Linked DNA regions of Mus musculus: region 2 is linked to region 1. Evidence: chromatin loops called from intact Hi-C (ENCODE). Cell type or tissue: heart. All regions are shown on one strand.

Region 1 (5,000 bases):
CATGTAAAGGCTCACTACCGAGATCAGGACCATAAAACTGAGTGTTGGTATTATGCAGCATCACAAGTGGTTTTCTTTCCTCACCTCAAGTCCCACAAGCCAAACTACAAAGAGATGCCAGGAGAAAGCTTGTGTGTTGACAGCTACAAATGGTTAGAGAAAAAGACAGACATTTCTGGAGTCAGTCATCTCCCTATACTAACAAGTCACTTTATTTGCTGTTGTGCAGAACCCAGCCAGGAAGGGTGTGTTCCTTAAACTATCATACAGTTTTACTCTAAAACAATTATGTGTATGCCGGCAGCTCCGTCTATGTATGCCATGTGTCGGTGCCATGGGAAGCCAGAGCACCAGATGTTCTGGAACTGGAGAGAAGGCTCGGTGGTTAAATGCAACACAGCTCACTCAGAGGCTCTGGGTTTGGGTCAGCGCCCACAAGGTAGCTCACTATTTTAACTTCAGGTCCAGGGGATCCGACTTGACTCCCTCTGGGATTCTGGCTTCCTAGAGCACCAGGCATTCAGGTGGTACACAGACATACAGGCAGGCATTTATACATGTAAAATAGTAAATTTAAAGAAAGTTACAGGTGTGTGTTGCTCGGCAGGGGTGCGGCGAACTGAGCTTGGGTGTCCTGCAAGAGCAGCGTACATTCATAAATGCAGTGCCATCTCTCTAACACCAACAGTCCTGTTATTATTACACAGACCTGTGTTTCAATCTAGTTCCTATCTGATATATAAATTCCTCCCACTCCTCCATTAAGACTGTGTCTGGCACTCTCTAGTTCTAGTCTCAATAGTTAGAGGAGATTACAAACAAAACAACAAAGCAAAAAAACAAAAAGAAAACAAACAAACAAAAATCCCCCCAAATTAAAAGCAAATGTAGATCTGTGATTCTTAGTTACAGAACTTTGCTCTCAAGCCCAGGAACCACAAAGGCTCCAGGTAGCTTTCCTCACTCACCCCACTTCCCGGACCGACATTCCCCCAGGGGTCCCTTAACCACCACGCTTCTTATTTTTGCAGTGGGTGTTCGATACACCGCTCCTTCTGTGTGTCTAGCCACAATTTTGCTCTAAATTCTCACGGTCAGCAATGCCCTCTACCACCGTTTTACAAGTTGCTCAGTAAAAAGCCATCGGCAAGACCTGGTCCTACAGCCGAGTTTGGGGGAAGTCACACCCTTTAAAAGCAGGGTTTCTTATCATTTCAGAACTCTCCGAGAACCAGGCTACATAATCCTGCCCCTCCTGGCCGTTCAAAGTCAGGAGAAGCTTGGCGACATGTTCCGGTGGCTACGGATCACCTTCAGATTCCATCTGAAAAGCCCCTTTTGGAAGACGGCATTCTCCAGCTAATCCCCACGGGCTACTCTGCTCACCCGGCCTTGGGATTGAGGAATCCCACCGACACTGAAGTCACTAACAGAAGACTGGCAGATCCGCCAAGGGGGAAAGCATTCCGAATGAAGAGTCGGAATGAAAACAGCAGCGTCTCAAATTGTCAAGCGCAGCACCAGAGTAAGGCGATAGCGCTAATTTCATAGATTAGACGCATACCAAAGTTAGGGCTGGAAAAAGAGCTCTCCTCCACTCGATGTACCCCCGAGCCCCAATAAAAGGTTATACGAGAAGACAACAAGGTGTTCCGAAAGCCTCTGGCTCGTGCCCGGGGTGAAGGGATCCCCCAAAGTTATCCCATCACCTTGCACTGGAGCGATCCTCATCCCACCCTAAAAGCAAGGCGGGAATATGAAGGATAGAAAACAGGGGCTGTGCTGCGGAGCAGACGCAAACGCCTCACATCGCCGCGCTCCACCAAGTTTCTCTCCTACGTGCTTCGGCCAGCAGCTCGCCCTCCGCCCGCGTTCCCACAGGGGCAGCCGAGGTCCACCATCCCGCCACTCTGCGTCCTCACGGGGCAGCCCCGCGTCGACCATCCCACCGGCCCTCGCCCCCGTTGCCCCGCCCGGCCGCGCACCTTGCTCTTCACCTCCATGGTGCCCAGGCAGCCGCTGCTCGCCCCGTGCCGGTGGCCGCGGTTCATGCTGAGTGCCCGGCCGCCGGCGGCCTCGTCGGGGGCCGGCCCTCGGGAGCGCGGGCGGCGGGGCCGCGGAGCGCGGGCTCGGGACTCGAAGCGCCGCACGGCGCCTCGTCACGGCACCTGCTGAGGTCCTCCCCGCAGCGCAGTGCCGGCTGCTCCGCGGCGGCCTGAGGGTCGGACTGCCAGTGCAGCAGGCGGGGACACCGGTCCCTCCCAGCGAGGCTCGGGGGCGGCGGCGGCCGCGGCGGTGAGGAGAGGGCGGAGCACAGCCCTACAGCCGCCGCAGCCTCCCTTATCCGCTGCCTCCCCCGCGGACGCGCGCCCGCGCGCTCGTGCACCGAGCTGGGCCGCGGCCGCGGCACGTGCGCGCGCTCACCTGCAGCTTCGGCGCGCGGCTTGCGCTCCGCCCACACCCAATGGGAAGCGCGCACCTGCGCCCGCGGCGTCAGCCAATCGGCACGCAGCCTGCGGGGCTCGCGCGGCCCGTGGGCGGGCCTCGTGGTTGGGAAGCCCCGCCCACAGCCCTCGCGATTGGTCCTGCCTTGCGAGGGAGGGGCGGGATCACCTGAAGCTCTGGGGCCTCTCTGGATTGAGCCGGGGGAGCAGTAGGACGCATGCGCCGGCTGTAGAGTTTCCGCCCCGAGAAGGCGATGGGGAAGGCCGGCCGGAAGCGCGAGCGCACCTGGACTGCCGTTCAGGAGGGTGTGTATTTTGCGCATGCGCGCGAGCGTTTTCGCCGGCTGGGTCGGGTCGGGAGCGCCCGTATCTTTAACGCGCCCTAGTCACCTGCTTGGAATGTGTGTACAGCCGTTCCCTTGCCGTGATGATGTGGGGTGACTGGGCATCTGGGGCCCCTCTTCGGCCTGAGCCCCCCCCCATGCTGCGGCTTCTTGGCGGCCCCCTGAAACTATTGTGGAAAGAGTTTCAAGTTTTCCCGCCTCTGCAGCAGTCATTAGAGGGAGAAGCTTGGGGGTCGGGGGTGGGGGGATGTCTAGGCCTGGAAACTGCACTTTCGTCTCAATCAGCGCTTCTCAACCTGTGGGCTCTTGACCCCAGGACGACTCTTCCTCCGGGGTCACCTGAGACCTAAAACACAGATATTTACATTGCGATTCATAACAGTAGCAAAATTACAGTTAAGTAGCTAGGAAAATCATTTTATGGCTGGAGGTCATCAGAATGCGAGGTCACAGCATTAGGAAGGTTGAGAACCACTGCTCTAGATCTTCCCTGTCCCGAGGGTGCCCTGGGTATCAGGAGAGGACCAGGGAGCTGAGGCCTGCGATGGTCCCCACAGGCCCTGGCTCCCTGCGGGCCTCACCATCCGCCCTCTGAGGCTGAAGTCGTCTCTCTGTGGAGCAATTTCTTGCCCGTTTGTTGTTTGCACCAACGCCAGCCTCTGGGCTGTGTTCTGTTCCCCCAGTGACCGAGCTGTGTCCTGGGGTAACAACACCAATTCCTAATCTCTGAGCGCCCCACACTGAGGCTGCTGCCTCTCTCTCTGTTTTGTTTACCCATTGGTCTTGCTGGTGCTAGGAGAAAAGTGAAAGTCTCCCTCGACGACCCTCCTACCCCACAGAGGGCTGAAGAGCTAGCTGATCAGGGGCCTTCACTCCTGCCCACTCTCCCCTTGGACCACAGAATCTAACATCTTTCCGCTGTGATGGGGTTCAGCTTTTCTATTTTCCTTCGTGCACGTGCACTTGAAACAGCGTTACTCTATGTACAATGAAAGCTACCCAGTGGCGGGGATACCCTGGCTTTGCTCAGTTGTTTGTTCACCCTGGGAGAGCCAGGCTCTTGTCATGCGCTCATGTATGTATTTGGGGACAAGAGGAGCCGAATCTGTGGCTTCTCCAGGCTACACCCTGTAGCTTCAAAGATAAGAAGCCCCTTTCCCCTTGAACGAATCTCTTCACCAGCTGTTGGTAGGCGATTTTAAGGTTTCCCTGGCCATTCTGGGGTGGAAGTCCTGGAGAGAGAGAGAGAGACTGTCCCTCAAGCTGAATCTCACACTGCCTTCCCAACCCATACCTGTGTGGTGGAAAGAAGATTTGTGGTTTTGAGGGGCAGCCACAGGCCCAGTACCCTGGTCAACAGCATCAGCCCAGCAGTTACAGCTCTTTGGGTCCCAGGACCCCTGAAACTAAACATTACAGGGAACCTCCAAGTTTGTGAATGCCTATGAGTGTTTATTGTATTGGAACTAAACCAGAAACGCGTTTAAAACAATGCACAATACATATTCCAAGCAGGTAAAGATGATGTCATCATTTGTCCTGTCTTTTGCGGAAAACTCCATCATCTGCTTCTGAGACAAGGAAGGTGAGATGCGACGCCTTCATGAGAACAATATGACTTTGGAAATTCCCCTAGCGAGGTTTCCAGGTGCCAGTGGACCCGTGGGCCACTCTGAAAACCGATGTGCCAGAAAGCACAGGACCTCCAATCTCACCTTTCTCCTGCCTCTGCCCTGAGCGGGTCACACCTTGAGAACTGTGGACCTGTGGCCCCAAGTCTGTGTGGATGATGGTTGGGTGGCTGCTATTACTGCTATCGAGACTCCTTTATCAGCTGCTTTGAGGAGGAAGCTCATGGGTGCCAATGCACCTGCGTGGGCCCTGCATTCCTGAAGCTGCCGTCACATCCGCCCTCCCCTCCCCCCGGGTGTGGCATCCCTCACTACCTGAACTTTCCTTTCTCGAAGGGAGGGAGGGCCAGGCCAGAGCTTCCTGGATCTCTCCGGCAGATCTGCTGCAAACCAGGGCTGTGTAAGAAGGGAATGTAGAAAATAGTTTGCCTTTGATAAAGGTGCTGCGGGGGAGGGGAGCCTTGTTGTCAGCTTGGCTTAAGAAGCCTGAAGACCAGAGAAACAGTGTGGATTAGCTCTTGGCTCCTGCCTCTTTGGTTTAGAGACTGACTTGTAACCTCCGTTCTCCCCATCTCCTCTCC
Region 2 (5,000 bases), 400 kb after region 1:
ACTCCTGACCTGAAAGCCCATCTCACCTGGCCTGTCATCCTTCTGTCCCTGCTGCCCACCCCCATGTCAGCCCCTCCAGGGAGGGATCTGTCTATCTATCTGTCTGTCTGTCTGTCTGTCTATCTATCTATCTACTGTGCACCACAACTTGCATGTGAAGGTCAGAACTTGGGGTTCGCTGACTGTCACAGGTCTCTCCTGGCAGATGGGTCCTGGGTATTGAACTCAGGTCTTCAGGCTTGGTAGTAACTACCTTAAACCACTGAGCCATCTCCATGGCCCAACTTCTCTCTTTACTCTCGTTGTTTTGGCTGGGTGTGGCCTTGGGGCAAACTGGCTCTGTGCCTTAGCTTCCTGCCAACATTTCAGGGTTCTGGGGAGACACAGCAAGACCTGGGGAGGGTTATTCAGTACCGCGAGCATCTGCTGTGTGACCTTAGCCGGCCCTCTGCTGTCTCTGAGCCATATTTTATACTCGTTTGATCCCCCTGATAATTTGTGGGAGGTGAGCCATACTGTTTGCGATCACAGGTTAGGAGACCGGGGCTCAGGAGATCTAAGAGTCAGCTCAGGGTCGTCACACTGAAGCAATGGCGGTGGAGAAAGTCTCCCAAGCCTTGGGGTTATAATCAGCTCTAACAGTAAACTTGAGTCTAGAGAAAGGTGACTTGGGTCACACGGGGACTCAAGGGGTGACTCAGGCCCTGGAGACCAGACTCCACCTCATCACAGAGCTTGGCGCTCTGGCCTCCAGATTGGGCTAGCTGGCCCCATGGCAGCCTCCCTGCCAGGCTCACCCACCCACGGCTGACCCAGCTGTCCCACGGGGAGGCCAGAGGATCGTTGTTCTCCCCAGGTTCTTTGCTCAATAGGCCATGCCTGTCACCTCGCTGTGGCTGCCAGCCCTCCCTCAGGGCTCTGAGGCCCCACCAGGCCCGAGCAGCTGGCACAGCCCTATCCAGACCCAGTTCCTTCCCTGCTTCCTGTCCCAACCTCATGTTTGGAGGAACCTGGGCTGCAAAGGTCTCTGGTGTGGCCAGACCAACCAAGAATGGGTTAGCTCAGCACTACTGCGGTGTGCTTGGTGTGCCTGGTGTGCCTCTTTTCTTTCCTCTTCTCTTCTCTTCTCTTCTCTTCTCTTCTCTTCTCTTCTCTTCTCTTCTCTTCTCTTCTCTTCTCTTCTCTTCTTTTCTTTTCTTGTGACAGTGCTGTAGTCGGGAGACCCTGGCCTTGCCCACACTGGCCACAGCTCTGCCAGCAAGCTACACCCCAGCCCTCTTTTTTATTCTTTTGAGACAGGGTGTTGACAAGTTGCCCAGGCTGGCCTTGATCCTCCTACTTCAACCTCCAGAGCAGCTGGAATCACAGGCCTGTGCTACCAGACCCCAGCTGTCCCTTTAAAGTGAATTCATTCCTAATGTGTAAAAACCAGAGACTTCACACCGCGCTTCCAATTTCCAGTTCTTCCTCTGAACTTGGGTCCCTGAACTGGCCTCTCTGGTGTGGTAGCTGTGGCTGTGATGGTTGCTAAGGCATTTCCAGTATGGGTTGTATACACTCTGCTGTGGGAGGACTTAGCCCATCTGCAGGAGGAGGAGGAGGCTGAAGCTGAAGCTGAGCCCCCTCCTCCCCACCCTCACCCCCAGCCTGCAAGCAGCAGCTGTGACTCAGTACAGATGGGACAGCCAGGGACCCTCCTTACAAGGGTGCTCCAGCCATTTCTGTGACCCTTCAGCATATAGCATAGGGATGTGGGATATCCTGTCTCTGGGCCCTGTTGGCCTTCTCCTGACAGGTAGGGGTGACTCACCTCCCTACAGCCCCACACAGGGCTTAAGGTGGCAAAGCCTTAGAAATGCTACTCAGCAGGCTGTTGAGGACAGCCCTCAGTGGCTCACAACTTCTCCCAGAGCCCGTGCACCACGCCTGAGCTTTGCTGGGGGGTAGAGCACTTTGTTTCATTCCCAACTAAGGGAAATAAGCAGAGAGGGAAACCACCAGGCCTCCTCTCTCAGGCCTCAGTTTCCCCAGTGTGATCAACAGTCTTCAGTCCGAGATTGGCCTCCTCCGCATACCAGCTGTCTGTGAAACTTGCCTGTGTGCATGCTGCCATCTCGTGGCAGGGCCTGGGACTGCAGGAGTGACTTGAGTATCTTTTTGAGTAGTAGAGCCTGGCACTGTGGGACATGAGCATGCCACAAGAGGTACAGCTGTCCACGGGATGGGAAGAGGCTCTCAGCCTTCGTGTAGCCGTCCATCAAACTTTTTTAACTAGTTCAGATGCTAGAGACACAGGACATAGGGAAGACACTGGGTCGCTGCTGGGGGGCGGGGGGGGGAGGTCTGAATATTGAGCGTTGCAGATGGGAGTGGAGAGAGGCACAGCCGGTAGGTCTATACCAAGCAGTGAGCCCAGACAAAGGCTGCGCCCCTGCAGTGTTCTGTTAGAGGCCATATCACCAACAGCCTTGCTGACCATCAAAGACATAACATAACCAGCTGTAATGAGGGACAGGAGACAGGATAGACCCTCTAAGGGGACCCCTCTGGCTCCCAGTGGGATGTGGTCTGTGGCACAGGCCAGGGAGGGAGAGACATTCAGGAGTCAGGGAGGACCTGACCAGGACTCTACTGGACAGGAGACCATCATGATTCCCTGACACAGCGAGCACAGTGGCCTGCTGTGTCTCTGGGGTCCAAATCCATGGCCAGAAAAGGTTTGGTGAATGACTACACAAAGGTCGAGCTCCTTTGTCTGTTGGTGGGAGATTCTTGTTCCTCTTAGTGGCTTTTCGTAGCTGAGGCAGGGGGATTGCTTTGGGTTTTCAAGGCCAGCCTTAGCTACTACATAGTGAGACCCTGGTCAAAAGACAAAATGTGTGTGTGTGTGTGTGTGTGTGTGTGTGTGTGTGTGTGTGAGAGAGAGAGAGAGAGAGAGAGAGAGAGAGAGAGCATCCCTCCACTGGATTCGATAGTGTGCAAATACAATGTTCCATGAGGAAGCCATCTTGTCACAGAGCCCAGACTGCCTCTCACCTCCCTCCAGGGTCTTCTGAGATCATCTGGGGTCCATGTCTCCTGCGTAGCGTCCATATCTTCCTGTGCCACTATCCCTGTCCTGACGCAGTTCTTTTCTTCTAAAGCACTCACTGGAGAATGAGTGAGCCCCAGTGCCTATGTCATAGCAAGTTTGCAACCTCTTTGCAAAGCATGAGAGAGAAATGACCTCATTAAGTAACTGCATGGTGACTCGGGCCTGTGATCCCAGGAGGTGGTCACAGAAGGCTCAAGTTCAAGGTTTCAGCACATGGTGGCACACATCTTTAACACCAGAACTCTCTGAGTTCAAGACCAGCCTGGCCTATAATAGTGAAATCCTGACTCAATAAATAAATAAATAAATAATAAATAAATAAATAAAATAATCTTTTGCTATCTCTGGCCTAGAAATACCAGTTCATTTGCAAAGACTCAGAGACAGGTGGACACGCACCAGCGCTAGTGACATCACAGGGGTGTGGTCCCTGCAGAGAATGTACAAGAATGAGGTGGCTTTGTGGGGGAGGACTGGGGCAGTGCTGTCTGACAGAACTTTCTGGTATGCCTGGAACAGCCTCTCCCTGTGTCACAGCAGCCACATGTGGCTCCCAGGGACCTGGCTTGTGCCACTGAGAACATTTCTACGGCATTCTTGTTTGTTTTTGAGACAGTCCCATGTGGCCCAGGGCAGCCTTGACCTCCTTTGCCTCCACTGGGATGGCAGGTGTGAGCCACCACACTTAGCTTGAAGTTTAATATTTAAGTTCTCTCCTGTGCTGGTGACCTCTGTACTGAGTAGCAATGGTCCAGAGTTATCTGTACATTCTAGTGTTCCGTTTTTGTTTTGTTTTAGTGCGTGGTGTGGGTGTTTTGCCTACATGATTGTCTGCATGCCTGGTGTCTGCAGAGGTCAGAAGAGGGTGTCAAATTCCTTGCAGCTAGAGTTACAGATAGTTGTGAGTCACTATACAGGTGCTGGGAATCGAACTAGGTCCTCTGAAAAAGCAGCCAGTACTCTAAACACCTTAGTTAGGGTTTTGCTGCTGTGAACAGACACCATGATCGAGGCAGCTCTTATAAAGGGCAACATTTAATTGGGGCTGCCTTATAGGTTTAGAGGTTCAGTCCGTTATCATCAGAGCGGGAGCATAGCAGCATCCAGGCAGGCATGGTGCAGGAGGAGCTGAGAGTTCTACATCTTCATCTGAAGGCTGCTAGCAGAATACTGACTGGCTTCTAGGCAGCTAGGATGAGGGTCTTTAAGCCCACACCAACAGGGTCACACCTACTCCAACAGGGTCACACCTCCATATAGTGCCACTCCCTGAGTCAAGCACATACAAACCATCACACTTATCCACTGAGCCCCTCTATGATCTCATGTTAGTTGAAGAAAAAAACACTAAGGTGGAAACCTGCTGTAGTTTTGGGGGAGGGTGGAGGCTCCTGCTCTAAATGAGAGACATTAGAAAGTTGGAGCTGGGGCTGGAGAGATGGCTCAGTGGTTAAGAGCACCGACTGCTCTTCCGAAGGCCCAGAGTTCAAATCCTAGCAACCACATGGTGGCTCACAGCCATCCGTAATGAGATCTGACGCCCTCTTCTGGTGCATCTGAAGACAGCTACAGTGTACTTAGATATAATAATAAATAAATCTTAAGAAAGGAAGGAAGGGGGGCTGGTGAGATGGCTCAGTGGGTAAGAGCACCCGACTGCTCTTCCGAAGGTCTGGAGTTCAAATCCCAGCAACCACATGGTGGCTCACAACCATCTGTAATGAGATCTGACTCCCTCTTCTGTAGTAGTGTATGAAGATAGCTACAGTATACTTAGATATAATAAATAAATAAATCTTTAAAAAAAGAAAGAAAGAAAGAAAGAGAGAAAGAAAGTAAGAAAGTAAGTTGGAGCTGTGTAGACCGGGGCCAGGCAGTTCGTCCCAAACCCCACTGAATCTCTATT

What was found. Hi-C counts contacts between places; a loop is a spot of excess contacts. Peaks named below come from ENCODE experiments on the same cell type or tissue, not always from the same donor. Only the 100,000 strongest peaks of a DNase experiment are listed, where the experiment ranks them.
Region 2: it touches region 1 in a loop (2.3-fold over the local background); 12 of 42 quality-filtered maps call a loop at or near these places.

Annotation. Positions count from the first base shown.
Region 1 is chr2:168,078,345-168,083,344 of GRCm38, reverse strand. It overlaps Pard6b (par-6 family cell polarity regulator beta), which reads right to left and starts at 2,341. Exons shown (of 3, transcript NM_021409.2): 1 at 1,986-2,341. The coding sequence starts at 2,051. It overlaps Gm39990 (a long non-coding RNA gene), which reads left to right and starts at 2,619. Exons shown (of 2, transcript XR_867010.1): 1 at 2,619-2,845; 2 at 3,585-4,933. In heart, no CTCF peak of the experiment used is centred here; a DNase peak (open chromatin) is centred at 2,604; H3K4me3 peaks cover 3,885 bases; H3K27ac peaks cover 3,811 bases; H3K27me3 peaks cover 789 bases.
Region 2 is chr2:167,682,444-167,687,443 of GRCm38, reverse strand. No RefSeq gene overlaps it. Among named protein-coding and RNA genes, the nearest start is that of Cebpb, 4.0 kb to the left of the region's middle. In heart, a CTCF peak has its summit at 2,115 (motif pointing left); DNase peaks (open chromatin) are centred at 113, 825, 1,716, 2,123 and 1 weaker place; H3K27me3 peaks cover 1,123 bases.